3 separate regions of the Mus musculus genome follow, and all the other regions are linked to region 1. Evidence: chromatin loops called from intact Hi-C (ENCODE). Cell type or tissue: left cerebral cortex. All regions are shown on one strand. Region 1 holds the start of Wnk2 (WNK lysine deficient protein kinase 2). Region 2 overlaps Wnk2 (WNK lysine deficient protein kinase 2). Region 3 overlaps Wnk2 (WNK lysine deficient protein kinase 2).

What was found. Peaks named below come from ENCODE experiments on the same cell type or tissue, not always from the same donor. Only the 100,000 strongest peaks of a DNase experiment are listed, where the experiment ranks them.
Region 2: it touches region 1 in a loop (4-fold over the local background); 10 of 42 quality-filtered maps call a loop at or near these places.
Region 3: a loop joins it to region 1, with 2.0 times the contacts of the local background. A loop is called at or near these places in 6 of 42 quality-filtered maps.

Annotation. Positions count from the first base shown.
Region 1 is chr13:49,143,014-49,151,013 of GRCm38, forward strand. Wnk2 (WNK lysine deficient protein kinase 2) reads right to left here and starts at 5,315. Exons shown (of 30, transcript NM_001290313.1): 1 at 4,749-5,315; 2 at 3,539-4,221. The coding sequence starts at 4,219. In left cerebral cortex, CTCF peaks have their summits at 4,309 and 5,136 (motif pointing left); DNase peaks (open chromatin) are centred at 548, 2,678, 3,141, 3,406 and 3 more places; H3K4me3 peaks cover 4,551 bases; H3K27ac peaks cover 3,757 bases.
Region 2 is chr13:49,064,614-49,072,613 of GRCm38, forward strand. It overlaps Wnk2 (WNK lysine deficient protein kinase 2), which reads right to left. Exons shown (of 30, transcript NM_001290313.1): 13 at 7,889-8,000; 14 at 7,378-7,427; 15 at 6,342-6,510; 16 at 6,157-6,273; 17 at 3,460-3,630; 18 at 3,304-3,349; 19 at 2,634-2,753. Among named protein-coding and RNA genes, the nearest start is that of Wnk2, 80 kb to the right of the region's middle. In left cerebral cortex, a CTCF peak has its summit at 7,520; DNase peaks (open chromatin) are centred at 4,987 and 5,593; H3K27ac peaks cover 4,300 bases.
Region 3 is chr13:49,054,337-49,062,336 of GRCm38, forward strand. It overlaps Wnk2 (WNK lysine deficient protein kinase 2), which reads right to left. Exons shown (of 30, transcript NM_001290313.1): 20 at 6,365-7,185; 21 at 6,015-6,090; 22 at 3,276-3,364; 23 at 2,499-3,178. Among named protein-coding and RNA genes, the nearest start is that of Wnk2, 90 kb to the right of the region's middle. In left cerebral cortex, a CTCF peak has its summit at 4,359 (motif pointing right); a DNase peak (open chromatin) is centred at 4,371.

The DNA.
Region 1 (8,000 bases):
GGAGAAACGATGAGAACAGGCGGGTTCTAGGGGGCTTTGCTGTTATAAAGCACTCTGTTGGGGCTGGAGAGACGGCTCAGTGGTTAAGAGCACTGACTGCTCTTCCAGAGGTCCTGAGTTCAATTCCCAGCAACCACATGGTGGCTCACAACCATCTGTAATGGGATCCGATGCCCTCTCCCGGTGTGTCTGAAGACAGTTACAGTGTACTTGTACATTAAATAAATAATATATATTTTTTTAAAGAAATAAGGCACTCTGTTATCAGGGATAAAGTCAAAGGATAAATGACAGGGCAGGAGGAAATATTTTCAAATACCACCCTCCCCACGCCACCCCCGAGTAAAAGAAAAGACAATTCAAGTTCCAGCTTGGCACGGCTACAGTTGAGAAGGTGGGCCATCTCCCTGTCCTTGATGTGGAACAAGTACACACCGCTCGCTCTCCCTGTCAGGCCCTTTCAAAACAGAGTCACTAAAGGGAACCCAGTGTCCTCTAAACTACTCAACAGGCCTGTGCCTGTGTTGATTCCGCCTCTTGGCAGAAAACCCTGGAAAGAGACTCCAAGCAGTGTGCCACTGTAGAGACCACACTGGAACCACCACTGAGGGTGCAAAAATGAAAGTGGCCACTTAGTGGGCACCTGCGTAAACAGACCAAAGCCCTTTGGAGGCTAACCACCCCAGGAGAAAAACAAAGTCCTGACAGACCCTCTCTTCACCATGCCATCCGGGATTCAGGAGCCTTACCCAGCAGTTGGAAACACTGGAGACTGCAGAGGTTCAGGAAAAACCCAGTACATGGTGGATAAACAAGACTCCCTCCTGAGTCCAGAGCCAAGAACTCTATAGCCCATACCCTGATGGGGTCCTCAGCACAGGAGGCATAGGGATCCTACCCTGACCCAGGGCAGAGACTCTGGCTCCTCTCTCCTAGCCTATGCCCTGATCTGGGTATCTGTAGAATCCCTGCTGCCCAACTATCTCCTCCACCCAGGATACCACGCAGGGGCCTCTGGGTGGGTTCTCCCAGAGCTCTATACAGCAAGCCTGTGCCCCACACCCCAGTCAGGCTTCTGCCATCTCCCAGATCCTGTGACACCCAGCCATCTCCTGAACAGTATCAGACAGTTAATCAGTGTTTCCAGGACTGACATGACTTGTGTGTGATCTGGAGGCTCTCATCCAGGGGGCTCTAAGCAGGCCCAGACCCCTGTCATGTGAGCTGTCCCCAGGGTGGTCCAGATAAAGGAGGGTAACCCCATACAATGCATTGCAGCCCAAGCCATGCATTAACAGCACCTCTCACTGAAGAAGATGTGAAGGCATTTTCCCCATCTACTGGGGGGCTCTCAGTCTCCCCCAAGCAAGGAACAGCACTAAAATCCAGAAGCTACCCCATTTTTACCTCGAGCCAAGTATCCAAAGACCCCTGGCCAGGGTCCAGGCCCCACCCTCTGCTGCCCCGCCCACAACAAGGGCAGGCTGTCTTGCCTTGCCTTAAAGGGAAGGAATTAACAAGAGTCCCAGGACTCTGCAATGCCTCCGCCAGATAGGCAGGCTTGGCCTGTGGAAGTCTCTCACATCCAGCCTACTGGAGCACCGCTGCTCTGTCCTCTACCCTCAGTGACATTCCATAGTAGCAGCACCAGCAGGTGCTCAGAGAGCCACGCTGGCCATCTGGCAAGAGCAGGAAGGCGGGGAGCCAAGAATCATGCTATTCTCCAGAATCGAGACTCACATCCCCTTGCTTGATCCTCTCTCCTGTGTGCCTCTTCAGGTAGCAGGGACACAGGGCATACACCCTTCAGGACCCTGGGCCACAGAATTTGCCCCTCCCCATCCCCACCCATTCTGCACAATCAAGACTCTCTCTCTGCAAGGTCTAGGACAGTGATTCTCAATCTGTGGGTCAAGACCCTTCCAGAGGGGTCACCTAAGACTATGGAGAAACACAGATACTTATGATTCATAACAGTAGCAAAATTACAGTTACAAAGTAGCAATGAAAATAATTTGGTAGTTGGGGGTTCCCTAAGACTATTGGAAAACAGATATTTACATTGTGGTTTATAACAGTAGCAAAATTACAGTTACGAAGTAGCAATGGAAGTAATTTTCTGGTTGGGGGGGGAGTGGTCACCACAACATAAGGAACTGTATCAAAAGGGTTGCAGTGTTGGGGAGGTTGAGAAGCACTCCACTAAACATGCCAGGCAAAAGTCAGGGGTGATCCTCATAGGAACCACGAAGGAGGAAGGAAACTCAACTCCTGCTGAAAGTCTCCACTGACCCTCGCATGTGAAGCCGTATTCCCATTTCAGCACCAAAGGGCAGTATGGAGACAAGACCTTTGAAGCTCTTTGTCTCAGAACTGATGACAGGTCACCTCTGAAATGAGCCCAGCTTGTACACGCACGCAGAGAGCACCCTGCAGGTGCTGAGAACACAGCACCTGCATCCCATTTCCCAGCCAAAAGTGCAGGCATCCTGCACCGGACAGCAGCCCTGGCACCCAGCTCACCCAGGTTTGCCCAGGATGCATCAGCCCTGGAAGGGCCAGCTAACTTTAAGGGCCAGCGGGTAGGCTTACACCTCCAGCCAGCACTCTCCCAGCTGGCCCCTGCCTGACAGCTGCCCCTCCCTCCCAGTAAGGGAGGGCCTGTAAACACCCCTTGTGACAGGAGCTGCCTCCTCTTCCAAGGCTGGCCCCAGGACGGCTAGGGTTGCGGTTTATATAATCTTCAGGGCCAGGGCTGACACAGCTAACGTGAGGGCAAGGTTATGAAAAATACATGCTGAGCCTCTGCTTCCAGAAAAGAAAGGAAAGAAAAAAAAAGAGAGAGATACAAGAGAAAGGTGGAAGGAAGAAAGGGGGTGGAGAAGAGGGAAAGAGAGAGAAAGAAAAAAGGCAGGCCTTTTTTTCCCCCATAATTTTCACTCACACAGCTAACGTGTGAACAAACCAGGCTCTTAGAACACCAGGAGGCTGCTGACAGGGCTTCTTGGCCTTGGCCAGCAGAACACCAAAGACCCACCAATCATCATTCCTGAATCTGAGGAAACCCTTGCAGGCATCTGCAGTTATCACACATACATCTTGCAGGGTACAGGAAAAATGCTAATTTGAGGACAGCTGGGAGCTTCCAAGCCACCTAGAAAAGGGCCTAAAGACAGCCTTCTCTCTCACTACCCTCCAGTCCCTACTGAGCCAGTACAAGTGGGTTCTGTGGACGGACAAGGAGCATGGGCTGACAGAACGAACCTCCACTGACCACTCCAGAGCCTATGTCACCATGGGCACAGCACATACCCAGCCTTGACCTCCAAGATGGCAAGCCTCAACCTGTGTGTGCACAGGTCCAGAAACAGCACCAACAGGCTAGCCATACACGAGGCACATATCCTGCAGGACACCCACACAGAGGGTGACACATACCAGCCACCATCCCCAGGGCTGCCTAAAGCCCTTCATATGAGCAAGGACACACCCAAGGACGCATTTGCGGACAGCCCACCTGCGGGGCAGCGGCGCTCACCTGCAGTTCACACCATGCTACCTCCACCCAGGTCTCCGTGTCCAGCCCCTTGTAGACCGTCTTGAAGGAGCCCCGGCCCAGCTCGATGTCGAACTTGAGGAAGCGGCCGTCCAAAGAGGTGGCCACGGCCTTGAGGTCGTCCTCATCGTCTTCCTCCTCTTCAGGTTCATCCTTGCGTGCGCGCCCGGGCTCCGGCTTTGCCTCGGTGGTTCCAGCGTCCTCCTGTGTTGGGGCCGGCGCCTCTTCCTGCCTCGGGCCGCCGTCGGGGACCTGCGCGGCTGCGGCTGAGGCGGTGGTGGGATCTGGGCTGGGCTCCTGCGTGCCCGCTCGCTCCGGGCCAGGGTCCGAGGGGACACTCGGGGAGCCGGGAGGCGCAGCGGGCGCGGCGGGCGCGGGCGCGGCGGGGCGGCCCCGGGCGCGCTCCGCGATGAGCCGGCGCGTCTTGCAGAGTAGAAGCACCCTGCGCTGCAGAGGCTGTGGGGGCTGCGCGCTCGGCGTCTCGGCCGCCTCCAGGCCCGGCGGCTCCTCCTGGTCCGACTCCACCACGCTGCGCCGCAGGAAGCGCTGGGGCCCGAGCCGCGCCGCCCTCGCCCGCGGCTCCGCCATGCCCGCCGACCCCGTGCCGCGCCCGGCTTCCATCAGCGCGCCGGGGGCGTCTCGGCGGCCGCCATCGCCGTCCATCTCTGCGGGCCAAGGACACACGGACCCTGCGTGAGCGCCAGCCCCGCCGCACCTGCCTGGGCCGCGGGATGAGACAGCGCCGCCTCTGGGCCCGCGCCCTGCCCAGCCCCACCGCAGAAGTGACCTGCCGGGCGGTCCTCTGCGGGCTCCGGGGAGAGGGCTGCAGACCGGACCCCGAGGCGAGGATTGCAAGGGGATGCCCTGCTTCACTCAGCTCCGAGCCGGGAACACGGCCTGTCTCTAGCTGTCCCAGGGACTCCAGGAGGGACGACCTGCTAGGTGTCCCTGAGGGCTCAAAGGAGCTACAGAAGGGCTCGGGAGGCTGGAGAAAGGGGTCAAGGCCAGTACTGGAGCGACCCCGCTAGGCTATCCCGCGAGCGGGTGGGGAAGGGACAGGGAGGCCGGGGTAAAGGGAAGCACCGGACAGGAGCAGGCTCCACAAAGGACGCGGGCCCGGGGCGCGCGGGGAGGGGGCTGCGGCGGCGCGGCGCGCACACAAAGGCGGCGAACGGGAGAGCTCGATACTCACAGGGCGAGCGGGCGCTGTCCATGCCCGCAGCCCGGGGACCCGGGCGAGCGAGGAGGGCGAGGCCGCGCTCCGGGGCCAGAGTCCTCTCTCGGGGCCGCGTCGCGCTGGGGCGGGGTCCTGGCTGCAGCGGGGGTCGCCAGGCCGTTCTGCTCCTACGATGCTGCTCCCTCGGGCCGGGCCGCTGCGGGGCCGCGCTCCCGCGTGCTCCTGCCGGCTCCGCGCGCCTCCGCTCCCGCACCGGCTCCGAACTAGCGCGCGGGGAGGGCGGGGCTTCCGTTCGTCCCACCCTCCCCAAGACCGGAGCGCGGGGCGGGGCCTGACACGCCCACCTGGCTGCGGCTGAGCGCCGCCACCTGCGGGATGCTCCCCATGGCCTCCACCTGCGGCAAGGGTTCCAGGCCGGCGCCTGGCCCTGAAGCTCTTTGGAAGTGGTCCGCTGAACTGTGGGGCCTTGAGGGGCTCTATTTTCCCCGGAGGTGGCAGGCCACAGACAACGTGACTTAGCCAGAGAGCCAAATCCTGGAACCTATGCCAAGACAAAACAGACAACCTCAGGATATCCTAGGTGCCCAAGTATGGTTGCAAAATTGGAGTGTCTTCTGGGCCTTTCTGTACTGCCAGGATATGGGAAAACCTCACTATCATCCACGGACGTTGGTACCAGTAAGCGCTGTGTCCCTCTTTTCCATTAAGCAAATCCAGATCTCAAAGACAGATGTCCTTTTGCCCTGATCAGTAGCGTGGTGGCCCAAGCCTATAATCCCAACACCGGTGGGGGAGGGCTGTGGGGGGCAGAGGATACTTGATCCAGGAGTTGGGTCACGTGGCAATAAAGGAACCAGGAACCGTCTCAAAAATAAATGAAAAAAAAAAATAGAAAGGATTTCTCTGTCCTAAATCTCAGAGGTCCCAAGATGGAAACTGGAAAAGGTTTCCAGAAACCCCTTGACTTACCATATTGATTGCCATCTTTCCCCACCCTCAACCCCCTCAGGAGCTTCTCTCTCCACCCCCTGAGCTACTCAATTACCCCAGACAAGCCCTTGCCCCGGGCATCTCTGAACCTGACTGCAAGGGTCACAGAAGACTGACCTGATTTCTGAGCCCATGCCAGGCACCTGCACCTGGGCTCACCAGTTGTGATGCACATCATTGGGGTCACTTCACCTGAAGAAAACAGCGCAAAGGAAGTTACCAGCATGTTCTGATCTCTTTGCTCATCCTGATGGTATGGCACCCTGTCAAAGATGCAAGTTACAAATGTGAACCGATGGCCAGCGGCTGCTGGCCTTAGAGCCTTTGACACCAGCAACTCATAAGACAGAAAAGCCAACAGAGGCAACACATCCTTCACGATTAAAGGGAAGCAAATGCAGACAGAGCTGTTACCCAGTGACAGGGTTTCCCTGGCCCTGCTAGGGGCTGTCAGTGGATGCTGATACCAGTCAAAAGTAACTTTAAAAGGCTGATGTTCAAGTCACTTCCTAGCTGAGTTGGGTGGTAGCACACTGTCTCCTTAAAGGGGGAATGCTGGGACTACTTACGTTATGAAAACTGAGAGCCATGAAGTTAGGACTCCAACATATACCCCAGAGACCCAGGGGTTAAATTGTGTACTTGTCACTGGACTGGGCATTTGCCAGATGCCTGTTAATTTATATTATCTCATTTCTCATCTACCTTGGGAGTCAGGCATGAACGTAAAGCCCACTCAACCAGAAGCAGAGCGCAGGTGCCAGCTCTGTGGGTCTGAGTGTCTCTGGAGATGGGGATCCAAGCTGCACCTCCCAAGCTGGGGCAGAATGTGGGTGAGGACCATTACAACTTCACTAAGGAGGCTAAAGACCCCACCCAGTATTGCCTCTCCTAACCTGAGCCTGTAGAATGTAATTTCTCTTGGACAGGGTTTATCCAGCAAAGGCCCTCTGGGTCCTGGCACGTATATGGAAGCTATAATAGGCAGGGCCTGTGTAAGAGAAATCATGACAGAAGAGTCTCAGCATGCTAGTCTGACTGTCTCCCAACAGGACACAGTGACAGCCTGTGGCATATACCTGCTGAGTGACTAGTGATGAAAGCAGCCAGTCACTTACAACACCTAATCGAAGTGTGGTGGTGCATACCTATAACCCTATCACTCAGGAGGCAGAGGCCAGCCTGGGCTACCCAGTGAGACCTCAGCCATACCTACAGCTATTGCCCACACACATTCACACATGTTTGTGAAGAATTATGACCCTACCCACAAAACTGGGCACAGTCCAGGCTGAGACAGATCTCGGAGAGCCTGTGTCTGACTGGGCACCATGTTCTTTGTAACTAACTCCCTGGGTGTGTTTTCCCACAGCCCCACTTGCATAACCTATGGTGAACTCGCTCCCTATGCCAGCCCTTGGAGTCCACAGCTATGAAACTACCGGATAAGGCCATTGATCTCTTTGCAAGGAATCTCAGACTAGTATCACTAACAGGCCCTTGGAATTCCAACAGATGGAAACAAGGACTCCTTGGTATAGAATTTAGCAGCCAGGGACCCACTCTGTACCCTTCTTCAGGTCCCCGGACATCTCTGAGTCTGTCACCCTGATCCTAAACACTTCCCACTGCATGGCTAGATTTCCTAAGGCTCGCAAGCCAAGGCTGTGGGAGGATACTCTGCAAAAGCAACAACCCAAGGGCCTAGATGCAGCATCCTCTTCTGATGCTCAAGAGAACTGTATCCAAGGTTAACCTCCACTTGGAGATGAGGATGCAGAGGGTGAATCCAGGCAGCATTCCACCTTTAGTGGTTGCTCAAGATCCAAAAAAAGGAGGATAGTGACTCCTCTCTGCAGTTCTCATCTTAGCCTCCTCAGCCCTTCAGGTGACAAGACTCACCAAGGTCAGACACCTGAAGGGACATCTGCTCCATGCAGAGGACATGCAATTGGCTCACCTATGGATGGGTACAGCAGTCATGTCCTACTATCTCAGCACACAGTAAGTGCTCAACAGACATCGAGGAAAGGAAGGCAGATAGGAGGACAGGCCGGTCCTGCTGGCTAATGCCAGAGCCCACAAGGCCTTAATTAAAAAGAGGTGTCAGTATTGCCAGGGGAAAGCCTCACCAACCCCCAGGTACTGCTGTCAGGCACAGGTCTCAGCTTGCAGGTGTGCAGGCCTATCTAGAATTCAGGTCTAACACAGCCAGTTCTCATCACTAGTTTTCCCTGGGCCCACCTGGGAAGTTGGGACAGGTGAATGGAAGACACC
Region 2 (8,000 bases), 78 kb before region 1:
TTATTTGAGAATGGCACCATTTTGTTTCTGTCTCTAAGGGGCATTTTCTCTGAAGACAGTGGTCTTGGGGCCTCTCTTTCACCCCCTTTCAAATGTGTTGGCTTCTGGACATCATGGCTCCCACTGCTGCTCTCTGAAGTTCCCTTTCTTTTTGGTGACATCATTTTGCTGGCTGCCTTTGCTTTCCAGCAGACTGATGCTGCGTTCAGGCCTGGTTTTCTCCAGTCTCACCTGCGTGGGGTTTGCTTGGTTTCCTAAATATCCAGGTTCCACCTCTGGCAAAACTTGAGGTGCTTTCAGCATGACTTTCTCTACATCTTTTCCTGTGCTCTCTTTCTTCCCGAGCTCTGCACGTCAGAGCTTCAGCAGGCCCTTGAAGCTCTGCTCATTTTACCCCACTTTTCTTCCCTGTGTTCCAGCTACATAATTTGCAGATAACTATTTCAATTTTTAGTGTTAAGACTTGCATGGATTCTTCTCTGTCTCTTTCTTCCCCTGACACCTTCTACTTAACATTTGTTTCAAGAATGTTTGTGACTGTTGGTTCAGTCACATTTATAATGGCTGCTTTGAGTGCCAGATCATCTAACTTCTGTGTCATCTCACTAATAGGCAGGTTGGCTGTTTCCAGAAAGCTGACATTTCCTAGGTTTTTACTTGCCAAGTAATTTTGGGTTCTATTTTCAATATCTTGAATGACATATCAAACTTAAATTTTTTTTTTGGCTGCTATGGTGAATGCTGGTATTTTTGCTTCAGCCCATGGTCAACATGACCAGGAACCTACAAATTGCAGTCGGCCTTCTGTGAGCCATGGTTACAAGCTGGTTCAATTTTCAATACTTTTTTTTTGCAGGACTAATCTATTTGAAACTGATACAGTCACTCGGAAGCCAGTCAGGAACCTGGGTAGAGTTTATCCCTTAGCTTAGTTCCCAGTTTTATATGCTAACACACACACACACACACACACGCACGCACACACAGCAGCTGAGGGTGTATCAAAGGCTTCAGCTTCCTGAGACTATCTTCCAAGTTTCTCCCATTTTGTGCCCTTATGATACTTCTTGATTCCCTTGGACTTCCCGCTCTGAACCGCACTGGCCAGAAACCAGCCAGTTTTATGACTGTGCCAAGTCGGGCTGGGCAGTGGAAAATAGGAAAATCAGCAGGTTTCAGGGATGCTACTACATACAGCTCCAGAGTTCTCCCGTCAAGGTTCAGCTGGCTCCTGCCCCATAGGTTTCCATAGGCACCGGGATTCCTCTCTGCAAGCCTGCCTCTTTCAGCCTCTCAGACACAGCCTCAGCAGGGACACCCAGATGCCTGGCCTTTACATCCCTCTCTCCAGTGTAGTGGCTGCGGCCTTGCTTAGACACTCCTGTAGGCTGGGAGATGGCCCCAGTTATAAAGGGGCCAAGCAAGATTCAGCTTATATCTGGTTTCTGTACCCCAAATTAGGGCCTGATAAATTTTCGCTGTCTTCAGATTTCCAGTGCCTTTGCCATGTGACTGTCAGAACTCATCAAGTATTTGAGTTCTTCTCTGTGGATAGTTAATACCATTAGCATGTCTGTCACCTACTTTTCCACCCCAGATCCCCACCTTATTCAAACTTTCTATGAATGGTTTCCAGGCTCATCAGTTTGTAGATGAAGGGTGAGGGTTTAACTGCGTTCTTAAATGCCACTTCACTATCTGTTAATGGCACACCACACTGTGACACTCCACGGTCCTTCTATCTTATGGCACGCTAAAATGTACCTGCCCTGTGACAGAGGTTGGACTTTCCTCAAACCAGGGAGTGTGTATAAGCCAAGGAAAATGGATTGTGGGAAGAGACCCTCATTGTGAAAGTCACTCTTCAAGTGAGGTCACCAGCCCCTGGCCTCTCAGGAGAGGCTGAGCTCACCCCCCAATCATCCTTCACGGAACCTTACTAGTAAGATGACCTTCTCCCAGTGGTAACGAAATCTCCAAAAGTACGATGGAGTTCACTGAAAACATACAATCAGGAGACAAACTGACTTACATGTCCTTTTCATGAATGTAGTATGATGGAAACCCAAGCTATTTAATAATCAGTTTTCTTGCCAAGTGATGAGGAACCAAAGCTTATGTTTGATCCAGTGACTAGTTCAGCCTTGTAAAACCACAGATATAAAAATCAAGACTTAGCCAATGGTGCTGAAGGAAAAGCTTGCAGATATCCGTGGAGATAGGTGCAGGCAGTCTCAGAAGAATAGCATGGACTATCATCCACACGACAACTGAGAATTATGTAGTCTCAGAATCCCACCTCCCCATGCAGAGAGCATGTCCACCAAGGGTGTACTGAAGGTGACAAAGACAGGTGAAAGAGAGTCACTATACACAATCATTATGCCGGCACCTCTTGTGAGTGGCACATATAATAAAGACAGCCGAGGCCAGTGCTGCCCTGATGGAAACAGTAGAGAACAGGAAGAAGTGGTAACTTGGCCTGCAGGCTGTTCTGAGCTTTGGAGTGACAGTATGGGTCAGCAGCAGCGGCTTTCATGGTACTCAGTACCCAGTGTGTCCTAGCACAGGGCTGGACAGACAGAAGCTCCTGGGTTGCTATGGACGGGGGTCTGGGCTCTGTGCATTCCTACCTTGGCTGGCTTCTGGCTGCAAGGAGCTTAGAGGAAGTGGGGGTGATGATTCAGAAGTGTCTGTTGCTGGGTGTTCAGCCACTGGACAGATGATAAACCACCTCTTTCCCGTGTGTAAGACTGAGAAAGAGAGCACAGAGAGGTGCTGAGAGGGAGCCGGTACCTCCAGGCTAGGGGGCCGTACCACACCCCATGAGGCGCACTAAGAAGCTCATTCCATCTGTGAGCAGGGACTCAAGCTCCCTCTTATAATCCTAAGCAGCTTCGCTCCATGGCTTCCTGCAGGTCCCTTGAAAGGAGGCCTTGGGAAAGGGCTTCCATTGGCTCCTTTCAACCAGAAGAGTGTAGGATGGGCATCCAGTCCAGGGAGCCTCACTGGCAGCTGGAGACTCTCAGAAAGGCTTGATTTCAGTTCTTAGGATGTCTACAGCACCAGCCTTGAAGGAATTGATGGCAGCCAGAGGTTAGCAGCTGCTGGGGCAGGGTAGCCATAACCAACTGAGAGACCAACATCACCACTCCCACAATCCTTCTGGTACAGTGGCCAAAGCCTGGTGCTGCTATGCTCAACAGGGAACTTCTGTCAAATGCCTGCTTTAGAGCACAGAAGATACAGGGAAACGGTTCTTCCCTAAGACTGGCCTGCCTTACCTTTCCGAGACAGACTTACCATTCTGCTGGTAGACAGGGGCATTGGCTTGGGACTGTCTGTTCTCCTGCATGAGGGAAAGGGATTGTGGGTCAGAAGCCTTGCTCACTGAGAGCCTTTTTCTGAGCCTCTTGCCTGCTGCATTCACCAGCATACCCTGAGGACCTGGGCTCTCACCTCCCCCGTGGCCAGACCACAGGTACCCAGGTGTGGAGGGCTGGTCCCTGTATCAGAGCCATGGTCAGCATCTGTGTCCTCACTGAGCATGTCTTCTGCCTTGTCCATGACATCCTTCATCTGCTCGATGAAGGTCTCTCGCTCAGCGGGCAGGATAAAGTCATGCTCTACCTACAAAGAGACATGGGACTGCAGGTGACAACCTTCCCTAGACTATGGCTGCTTGGGGGCTCTATCAAGGATACACATACCTCTTTCCTGCCCTAGGTATCAAGGGAAGACAAGACAAAGGGCATGCCCCCTGGTTGTGTCCGAACATCCAAGGGAGAAAGTTAATGGCCCTGGAGACATGGGAATGTAGTTGAAGCTGAAAACCCTATCCCACACAACCAGATGGCCTCATGTGGCACAGCTTTCCTGGAGCAAGAGCTGAACCCCAGGCTAGCCCAAGAATTTCCAAGATAGGTACACCAGTACTAGGTTTTGGGCAGAGGGCCTAGTAGGGACTCAAGCACCAGACAATGAGCCACACCTATTTTTCTAATAACAATAACAATACTATTATTTGTTTGTTTATTTTCAGATAGGGTCTCAGTGAGTTGTCCTGGCTGTGCTAGAACTCACTATGTAGACCAGGCTGGCTTTTAGCTTCCACAGATACTCTGCCTCTATCTTCCAAGTACTGAGATTAAAGGTGTGCACCACTATGACTGGTTCCCCAGAAATCTTTCCTATTGGCTGTCTTTACATTTCGTCTTCACAGAGCTCTTGCCTTACAGCCACATGGCTCTTCTCAGCTCTTCCAAAGTTGGCCAAGGCAGACAAAACTGAACTGATCAGGCAGATCGCTGAGTCCCATCCTTGCGGCTGCCCCAGTAAGGAACAATACCATGATCTCTCCAACTAATCACACAGGGCTTTCCAGCATCCACTTATACCAGATACTGTCCTCCTGGCAGGCCAGGTCTGAGTCCAGAAACCCATGATTCTATAATGCCTGCATTGGCTGCCTCCTCATGGTCAAGAATTTCTTGTAGAATTGACTCTCTTCCATTCCTCACCCAGAAGTAGAGAACAGCAAAACAGCCCAGGCCTGGGATATGAAGGTAACTAGAGGGCTAATACCACAGCCTAGATACTAGGGCCTCTGGGCTAGCCTCACCAGGATACAGTCACTGTCCTTAATGCTCCTGTGGGCAACCTTGGCCCACTGTGTCTTGGCTACCTTAGGCAGATTCAGCATGACTTATCTCTCCCTGGACAAAGAGCTCTAGGGAGACAGCAACTGTCTTCTTTCCTAGGGCACTCCAGTGCCAGCTCTTTCTAACCATTCTTCTCATTCATACAAGTGTGTAGCTTCACACATGCCTGGACCATCCATCCCCTGTGGGTGAGCCTGCGGCTCCTACAAGATAGCTGAAGAGCAGTGTTCTTCCAACCACCTAGATAAAACCCCCAGGAGTACCACTACTCCCCCAGATGAGGCTGAGGCTGCCATCCTTAGCTATCCACCCCTGAGTGTGGCTTGAAGCCTGTATGTAGTCAAGAGCACCCAGATACGTGCGTGACGCAGGCTGAAGCATGCAAGAACATATGGAGTGCTGCAAATCTGGCAAAACTAAACAAAAGCCTCTTATGGCTTCCTGATAGGAGTATGTTTCTTCTTCTTCTTAAAGAGAAATTAAAGAGATCAAAAACACATTTAAAAATAAAACAGAGAAAAACTTAAAACTTCAGGGTTCAAGTATAAATCGAAACCAAAACCAAGCTAATTCAAACATCTGGTTTCTTCTTTACAATGGTCTGCCAGGGTAATAAGCCCAAGACCCAAGGAATGGAGGGTCCCACGTGTGGCAAGATGGTCCCAGATGAGGCAAAGCTTGTCTAACTAACACCTATGATGATTAATATTAATCATCAAGCCAAAGGACCTGGAATCACCCAGGAGACAAAGCTCTGGGCACTTTTTACTTTGGGGTCGCTGAGGTGGGAAGGCTCATCCTAAATGTGGACTGGAGTGCCGGACTGAGTACAATGGAGAAAGCTGGCTGGGTACCAGAATTCCTCTCTCTCTGCTTCCTGACTGTGGGTACAAGGTGACAAACCACCTCACACTCCTGCTGCCAAGACCTTCTCTAGCCGTGAGCTAAATTAAACACTTCCTTCCTTGCTTCTGTCAGGTGTTTCGTCTCAGCAGTGAGACAAGTTAACTCCCACGGCGCCCCAGTCCACCATGGACACCTGTGCTTCCTCTGGAGCCTCTGGATGCCTCCAACCCCAAAGCAGGGGCAGGGAACAAGGCAGAGGGCTGTGGGAAGCATAGATTGCTCATGAGCTGTCTGTACAGTTACATACTGCTTGGTGGGGAGTTCAAAGAAGGGAAAAGCAATGGGATGAGAGGAGGGTTAGAATCCAGGGGAAACCTGAGACCAAAAGGATGCAATTTAGATTGAGAGCTGCACAGGTGCTTTGTACGTGAATTGTCCTTACTAAGGAGTCTGGGGAAAACCCCACAAAAACCATCTGCAGGAAGCTGATGCCCTCCCTGGAGAGCCACAGCTCTGGGGACAGTTGCTAAGTTTTGTGCCCAACCCACAGGCCACCCAGACACCTCCATGCAGGACCAAACTCAACATTTTAACTCTTCAAGAGCCTAAGGACTTCAAGGAGGCGGCCTCAGCCCTGGCCCAGCCTTACCATGTACGTGGCAATCTCATCCGGAGCGTCCCCATCGAGGTCAAACTTGAAGGTCACCATCTTATGGTTATGCGTTTCCAGCTGACACTCCACCATCTTGTCCCCCGTGTTACACACCTGCGGGAAGCCATGATCAGATTGCAGAGGAATTCATACCCACGTGCCCCCAAACAGCAGCCACTCACATTTAGGATAGTGAGCCGGGGCCGGCTGGCCCTCTCCTGCCGCGAGCGTGCACGAGTGGACCTACGGTGGTGTTTCCGGGCGGTCCTTCCCTCCAGCCTGCCCCCTCCAAAGGTGCCTTCACAGCTGTCACTCAGATCTCTTCCAGAGGTGACATCAGAACCTCCAAAGCTGAGGGAAAACCAAGAATGTTAACAGCATTATGTGGATTGCCAGAAAACCCACTCTAGTCAGTCCAGCCTTGGAGCTTTAAGTGCCTAAAGTTGTGACCTGTAGAGATAGATGATGGTACCCAGCCTTCAAGGGGAACCAAGACCTCTCTTCCTCCAGTACCCATTCAATATCACCCAGGGGCCAGGGGAAGCACTAGCTTCCCTGTGATGGGCTGGATGGTCCTGTAGGCCTTTTGCCTGTGAAACGGGTCTACATGCTTCACTTTGCCCATGGGTGCAAACAAGACCTCAGACACTCTAGGCTGTCGTGAGGACTGTAGAGTCTTACATGAGCATGGAGTCCTGCATGCACAACATCCAGTTTTCTGGGATGGTGGGATCCCAGTTACCTCTCATACCCACTCCAATAAGACCAGCACTGCCACCCCGGATCACAGGAGGAGAGACCTGAACATCTGGGCCTAGGCATACCATAGAGTACTGAGGCTCTGCCCATTATCTTCCCTTTGTGGAATGTCCTCACCACAAGGACTAATGCCAGGACCCACAGCTCAGCAGGGACCAACAACAACCAGACCTTAACCTGGACTGACAAGATCTAGTACCAGGACCCATAGCCTAGCAGGCAGAGGCTGACAGCAACCAGGATTCATCCTGGATTGACAACGACCAGAAAGACAGTCCCTGAGCTACTCTGGGTCAGATTTGGAAAAGGGGGGGGGGCGTGATATCTGTTAAAAATCCTATAGTGTCCTGGCAAACTAGGGCAGGATCTGAATGAGCGTGCCAAACAGTACTAGGCTGGGCCAAGCTGGCTCCTGAGCCTGCACCCCCCACCCATCCTGAGGGCAAGGCAGAGCGGTACCTCTCGGAGCTCTGTGGGGGGCCAGGGGGTTTGTCTTGTGAGACCTGCTCCTAAAATAAGAACAGAATAAAGAGAACAGGGTTACACTGTGCGGATCTGCCTCCCCTCAGTGGTGAGGCCAGCCACAGCATGCAGCTGCCTCCCTGCCTCCTCTGAGGCTCTCTCCACACAGGGCCCAGTATGTGGCGAGGGTAAGCTTGAAAGGCTTAGAGGCAAGCAGATTCTTGAAACCCAGGGCTGCTTCCTTCCACAAATTGCTAACCTACTTTGATCATTCCCTAAAAAAGGACACACAGGGTTTGTGAAAGCCCTCGGCAACCTGCATACGGCTCTCTGAGGAAAACCCATTTCTGAAATTCATGTTTGTCCTCCTAATGTGGGCCAGTGCAGAGGGAGAGAGGCAGAGCAGCTTGCAGTATCTGTTCCAGAGAACACTGTGCCTCGGGCAAACTTCCCTCACCTCCAGGGCTGAGACCCCAGGTGGCTTGAGCAGGGAACAAGGGGCACACACCTCTTGAGCCACTTCCACCATCAGCTGGACTGCAGGGCAGGGGCCAGCAACTGCAGGCCCAGTGGGCAGGGGTGGGTTTGTTGGCAGGAGGAGTGAAGAGGTCTGTGCGGGC
Region 3 (8,000 bases), 89 kb before region 1:
ATCCCTACACACCTGTAACCCTGGCACATCTGTAATCCCTACACACCTGTAATCCTGGAACACCTGTAACTCTGGCACACCTGTAATCCCTACACACCTGTAATCCTGGCACCTCTGTAACCCTGGCACATCTGTAATCCCTACACACCTGTAATCCTGGCACACCTGTAACCTAGGCACATCTGTAATCCCTACACACCTGTAATCCTGGCATACCTGTAACCCTGGCACACCTGTAATCCCTACACACCTGTAACCCTGGCACATCTGTAATCCCTACACACCTGTAATCCTGGAACACCTGTAACTCTGGCACACCTGTAATCCCTACACACCTGTAATCCTGGCACCTCTGTAACCCTGGCACATCTGTAATCCCTACACACCTGTAATCCTGGCACACCTGTAACCTAGGCACATCTGTAATCCCTACACACCTGTAATCCTGGCATACCTGTAACCCTGGCACACCTGTAATCCCTACACACCTGTAACCCTGGCACATCTGTAATCCCTACACACCTGTAATCCTGGAACACCTGTAACTCTGGCACACCTGTAATCCTGGCACATCTGTAATCCTGGAACATCTAATCCTGGAACATCTGTAATCCTGGCACACCTGTAATCCCTACACACCTGTAATTCTGGCACACCTGTAACCCTGGCACACCTGTAATCCCTACACACCTGTAATCCTGGGATACCTGTAACTCTGGCACACCTGTAATCCCTACACACCTGTAATCCTGGCACCCCTGTAACTCTGGCACACCTGTAATCCCTACACACCTGTAATCCTGGCACACCTGTAACCCTGGCACATCTGTAATCCCTACACACCTGTAATCCTGGCACCCCTGTAACTCTGGCACACCTGTAATCCCTACACACCTGTAATCCTGGAACATCTGTAATCCTGGCACCCCTGTAACTCTGGCACACTTGTTATTCTGGAACACCTGTAATCCTGGCACACCTATAACCCTGGCACACCTGTAATTCTGGCATACCTGTAACCCTGACACACCTGTAATCCTGGCACATCTGTAATCCTGGCACCCCTGTAACTCTGGCACACTTGTAACTCTGGAATACCTGTAATCCTGGCACACCTATAACCCTGGCACACCTGTAATTCTGGCATACCTGTAACCCTGACACACCTGTAATCCTGGCACATCTATAATCCTAGCATACCTGAACACTGGCACATCTGTAACTCTGGCATACCTGTAACACTGGTACACTTGTAACCCTGGCACACCTGTAATCCTGACACACCTGTAATCCCAGCACACCTGTAACCACAGCACACCTGTAGCTCCAGCACTGGGGAGGAAGAGACAGGAATACACCTATGGCATCCTGGCCAGAAAGTGTAGACAAATTTGTGAACCCCAGCTTCAGTGAGATACTCTGTTTTAAACCTAAGAGGGGAAGTGATGAGATGCCTGATCTTGACCTCTGGAAACTCTTCATTTGCATACACAAAGGTGTGGATGCCTACATACACACTGACACATACTAGTGCACACACACATGTACATTCATTCATTCATACACAAAGCAATCAGTAAACACCAAGTGAAAGTGATTTTCTCCTTGCAAACTTAGGGAGAGACAGCAGTATATCTCCAGAGGATGGCTGTCTGCCTGTGGGTCTGTTGGGGTGAGCAGACAAGACTCCTTCTTTAGGATTCAGAGCACAGGTCAGTTTGGAGGTCTCAAGTGGTGCCCTCCTCCATTTTCTCACCTCAATGGAAGTTCCACTATGGTCACTTGGGACTACTTTGCTAAGAGCCCCAAGACTGGTAGTCTTCATCATCCCCCCTCCCCCACAATCTTGCAGAAGCTTTGCAGTCTCAGTGTCTCCTCCTCTCTCAGGGCACCTGTAGCTGCTTAGCTCATTTAGACAGTTAAAGCAAATCCCTGCGCTTCAGCCACTGGTGGGGGTCTCATGGGCCACACGCCAGAAGCTCGCCTGTCAAATTCTACTCTCCCACCCTGAAGGGCAGCTCAGGGCATTAGTAATCCCTGATCATAGAGACACAGAGTGAGTACTTTCTGGGTGAGAGGCCAGCTGAGAGAGACAGACTCTGAGACAGGAAGAGACAGGGGGCAATCAATAGGGAAGGAAGGAGGTGAGGATAGACAGCCTGAAGAAGGTGCAGGTCTCCTGATCCCAGCATGTACTTGAGAGCTGTGTGACAATAGTCATGCAGATGACAGAGCATGGTTGGCCCAGTGCAAAGACATCCTAGATGGGTCCTCAGCTTGGAGGGTAGAACTTAACTGGCCTTCTCCACTGTCCCATCGCCCTGACTAGAGCCCACCAGTAGACACCTCACGGCTTGATTTAAACTCCATCCAATAGTCCCGACTAGGTCCAGGCTGGCTGGATGAGCCCTCCCCAGCCATGTAGGCTACCATCCCCTCCCTATGCTGATTGGGTGAGCCCCACTCCGGCTAGGTGAGCCATGCCCTCCCAAACGTACTTTTCTCGCAGACTGCGCAGTTCCTTCTTTATGTCTGCATCCTCAAACTCTGAGTCATTGTCACTGCTGATGTAGGATGACTGGGAGTGGAAGGAGGTGATGCTGATGGTAGGGACCTTCACACCTGCCCTACTGGGTGTCTCAGGTCCCAGCGAGCCAGCCCTTGAAGACCTGTGCAGGAAGGCAGTGGCCTTCTTCACAAAGTCACTTGCCACACCACCAGTACCCGGCAGGGAGGACTGCTTCTGCACCTGGGACCTCCTTCTTGGGCGTTCATCCCCAGAGTCACTAGAGGCAGGTTCCTCAACGCCAACCTCGATGGAGGAGGCTGTCTGTACCCGCCGCACTGCCAGCTTCACCTCAGGGCTAGAGGGGATCTCATCCAGGTAGACATCGGGTGGGGCAGAGTACCGCAGGCTGTGAGGTGACGCCAGAGTCCACTCGTCCTGTGTGCTGACCACGGAAAAGCGCCCTACAGTTTTGGCTGGAGAACTGTTGTCCTGCTGCCCTGGCCGCTTATGAGGAGACCCGGAGTCCCGGGCGCCACGCAGCTGGGCTGGGCTGCCCACTGTGAAGGACCCTGGGCCACTTTGCATGGGTGCTGCCAAGGCTTCTCTGGGAACACTACTGTTCTGATCTTTGGGATCCATGTGTGTAGGGACGGAAGAACCAGAGGCATCCTGAAGGAGGAATAGAAATGAAGAGTCTGTGAGAACCAGCTGAGGTTAGCATCCCCTGCTCCCTTCTGGATAAGTGTGTATCAAGAGCCTCCTTTACCTGGGGGACACTGGGTGCTGTGGAGGAGTCCGAGGCCACCTGCCCTGCGTCACTGTCACAGCCCAGTGTATTGCTGGAAGATGACTCTGCTGTAGGAACACAACTGCATTACTGAAGTTGGAGAGAGAATAGTGAGGGATGGCTCACAGCCCAGAGGCCCACACAGTGGGAGTATGGCCACTGGGCAGGGAGGGGTGACATTCTGGGGCTTTGAAGACTGAGAATGCACTGTGGTACCCTATCTGTGGCATCTTGGGGACATCACATCCTGGGAGACAGTCACAAGCCTGGGGAAGGGAAGACAAGTCAGGTAGACTACCCTTTTTTTGGACACTCTGTACTCTAGTGGCCAAAACCTTTTTCCCCCCGATGCTTCTGGCTTTAGGAGGACCTAAGCGGATATTGTAGAGCAGATTCCAACCCTACTTAGTGGGGGACAGGGAGTGCCTGCCACACATCAAGACAAACCACAGACTGACACATGGACTCACACGAGTGTGCCTTGTATACTCTATATAGGAACCTCACATTCCAGTGGAGACCCAAATCCCATCCCTGTTACATGTTCCCCACTTGTAGGCAACACTTGATCCCCTTCCTCATCTTTGCATTCCTCCAGTAACAGGCCCTCAGTACCAACTGCATTCTGTCTATTCCTGTGTCCGTTATAAAGTTCATATGTTAGGGGCCAGGTGTGGTGGCGCACGCCTTTAATCCCAGCACTTGGGAGGCAGAGGCAAGGGGGATCTAGAAGTTGAAGGCCAGCCTGGTTTACAAAGTGAGCTCTAGGACAGCCAGGGCCACACAGAGGAACCCTGTCTTTAAAAAACAAAAACAAAAACATTCACCCATTTAGACCTGAATCATCATCATCAGTCAGCCTTTTGGAACAATCCCTCTATTGCCTACCACGACTTCTCAACTCTAAGTATAGATTTGTGATTGCAGATAGCACCTCTTATAGGACGCAGAGGTTTCATTATCCTTTTTATAAAAGATCTGGGATGGAGACCTCAGCTCAAGGCTGGCACTGGGCTAGGGTCACCTGAAGAGCTGCCTCCAACCTCTTGGGGCACTAGCCCAGAAACCAACACAGCTGCCCCTTGGGTCCACCAGGTGGAGCTGGACTGAGCCTCTCACTGGGAAGGCAATTCAGACCTGTTATGGACAACATGGAAGTCACCCTTTTCAGGTCCAGCTAGGTCATAACTCTTCTCCCGCCGATCCCCACGAAATCTGGTGAGGAACTCTGGCACCTTAGAAAGTAGATCAGACTCCTAGGGTGAAGTCTCAAATGTTTGAGAATGGATCAGGAACCATGTGATCTCAGCAACTAGGAAGGCTGAGGCAGGGATCAATGCAAGGGCAAGGTTAGCCTGGGCTACACAGCTATCTCAGAAGATAAAAAGGGCTGGTGAGATAGCTCAGTGGGCTAAGGTACTTGCCACTAAGTCTGATGATCCAAGTTTAACCCTCAAGAGTCTCATGATCAAAGGAGGGAGCCAACTGATGCATGTGATCCTTTGACCGCTACACATCCTACTGTGGGACATAAGACCATCCCAGGAAGTTTGGTAAGGTAGAGCAGGTCGAGACCAGGAGACTCAATGAGCACACACCCAAGGCTTAGGTGACTCCCAGCTCCCTGCCAGACTCCTGACTTCGAACACAGACTCCTTGCTTCTCACATAAAAGTGTGGTCACATAGGCCCAAAACAGAGTTCTCCAGGCCAACGAGGTACCTAGAGGCCTGGAGGGCTTAGCCAATAAGCTTCCCTTCCTAGACATTCCTTCCTGCAAAAGGTATTTAATTTCAGGCCCACCCTGAGAAAAGGGGGTATAGTTTTATGCATTCATTTTCCGCCATGACAGCTAACTGTTTAGAACCTTGGACTGTCTCTTTTCATCAAGATCTGCCCTGGGGAGCCATGAAGAAGGCTTTGCCTACAAAGCTGCAGCCTAATCTCCCACAGAAGGCCTCTGTGTGCTCCCAGACACAATAGTCAGTCATCAAGCCTAGGCCAAGGAGAATCACCCCGTGAGACAAACCAGGGCGCCCCCTTTTCCCCAGACCGAAGCCCACCCCACCACCACTCCATTATCTGTTCTTCTGCAACTCCCAGCAGTGGGTGCCTGGGTGTCCAAGGCTCAGGAACTCCTGCCCCCCAGCCAGCTCTGGCTTCCCCATGTCACAGACTTCACTTTCCCACCCTAGAGCGGCACCTCAGCGCTTCCCTACAGCCCAGCAGCCCCCCCCTCCCCAGGGAGTGTTGTGGGGTAAGCGCAGTCAGACTCCCTGGAGTTCCACCTCCCCAAGCAGTGGTGCACATTGGCAGAGTGGACATAGGCCGACAACCCTACATTCCACCAAACCCATGAACTTCAGTAAAGTAAGAGTTCCCCTCAAGGTGCATAGCTACTGGGGCCACAGAGAAGAAAGCAGTGGGGTCTCGGTCTCTCTCTTTCTCCCCTTAGCTGCCCAATCATTAGGGAGCTGGGGCCTAGGTACGTTTCTCATAGGGCCTTAGCAGACCACTCCCATATTTTAGCTTTCACGCCCCTGACAGGACTTTTTCTTTGGATTGTGAGAGCAGTTCCTTCTGTCGCTTGATGGGCTATTTCATCCCTGAAAGCATGAGGGTACGAAGGCTCCGGTTCCCAGAAGGCCTGTGGCACCTGCAGTGGTGCTCACTGGCGGAGTGGACATGGGTCTGCACCACTTTGATCTTGAGATGTTACCTGTCATTGGAGAAGATGCACCCTGTTCCCTCTGGGCCAGGGCCCATCCTGCAGGGGCCGTTTCAGACTTTTCCAACTGAAAGAAGAAAAACAAGAAAAGGAGAATTGTGAGTTCAGCTTATCAGCATCTCTGTAACTAACTCCTAAACCACTGATCTGTTACCTCTATGACTGGAACTGTCTCTGGCCTGGCCTGCCTCCTCCATATGAACAACTGAGCTGAATTTGCTTGGCGCCACACACCGCGGGCATGTCACCAAGACAGCCAGTCAGGCCCTGCATAGCTGGGATGCCTGCCCACCTCCAGCTATGGTCGGGGAGTAGGTACTGGGGTGAATCAAGCTACTCACTGAGGGCTGGGTCTGCTGGGTGAGGCTTGGGGTCTTGTCACTCAAGGCTGAGGGAAGGTCTCCTCGCAGGGGCTCCAGGGTGAAGTCTCTATCGCTTGCCTCCATGGGGGTCCCAGCTGAGGCTGAGGAGGTGGGCACGTGCTCCTGGTAGAGCAGAGTCCGCAGTTTCTCATCCAGACTCTTGATGGTGTTGTCCACGAAGCCCACCCTAGGGGGCGGCCCTTCCCCATCAGATTCCAAGGCTGAGGGGGGTGGTGGGGGAGCAGTAGGTCCCAGGGGGGGACTGGGGAGCTGGGGAGCTGCCAGACTGATAGCCCCTACTGTGATGGGCAGTGGGGGTGGTGGCTGACCCGGTACAGATTGTGTGGCCCCAGTGGGAGGGCTAGGTTCTGGCACTGAAGCAGGCAGGGGCTCTCCTTGAGTGCTGACCTCCCTGGTTGAGATGGGCTCCCCCAGACCTGTGGAGCAGCGAGAGGCTTCCAGAGCTGGGGTGCAAGGTCCTTGGCCAGTACTAAGGGGCTGGGCAGTACACTGGGCAGAGCGTGTCTCGGCCAGTGGCTGGAGGGTCTCATGGACACTGGCTGGTCCTTGATGAGTCCCTGGACCTCCTGCCTGCATGGCAGTCCCTGCTGCTGACTCTGGCACGGTGCTGGTGGCTGGTGCTGCCGGGATTACAGTAGTCACAGGAGGGGAAGACGGGGCCAAGGGGGCTGATGCTCCACCAGGAGGGTTGCTGGAGCCTGCCTGGCTCAGGAGCTGCTGAGCAGCTGGGAAACTAGGTTTGTCCGTCAAGGACAGCTGGTCTGGATAGGGCGCTGGGTCTAGAAGAAAAAGGGATTGACATCATTTGCCCCGATTCTCTTCATCCAGCCCTTCCCTGTCTACACCAATGACTGCCTGCTTGAGAGTCCAGCAAACTTATCTTGGTTCCCCCAAAGGGGTCAAGTTCCTGTCTGCCATTCTGTCCCCTCATGTCCAGTGCCATCAGCCTCGTGGGATGATGCTCACATATGAACCTCTGCCCCTACAGAGTACCCTATGGTATTCTATACCATCCTGTTCTTGACATCTGGTTCCAGCACTTGTCATGCATGGCCTTTGCATGACCACCCATCTGCTTACAGTGTCTATGCTAGACAAAACTTGAACATGAATTTACAAGGTGAAGGTGTCGAGGGAAACAGTGAGCTATATTTTCTTCCATGTCCCCAGAGCAAGGCGAAACCCAGAACCTTCCAATCCACCAGTGCCTGGTGTTTGGAGCATTTGGAACATAGAATCAGCAAAGAATCCAGGGAGTGAACGCCCTGGGCATCATATAAGACACAGTCCGACAGTGTCCTGCCTGCTACAGCACTCGAGGTCCTAAAGGCAGTCACAGGGACCATGGTGAGAATCAAGGGGAGGGCACAGGTTGTGGCACATCTCAAACCCATTTCTCACTTTCAAAATGGAAGCCGTGTTCTTTCACAAACATGAACATAATGTGCAAGGCTGGCTGGGAAGTTGGCTCCATGGATAAAACGCTGCTCTCCAAGCATAAACCTAAGTTTAGATCCCCAATGTCCACTCAGAAGGCAAGCATGGTGGTACACGCCTAAAATCCCAATGCTGTGTGTGTGTGTGTGTGTGTGTG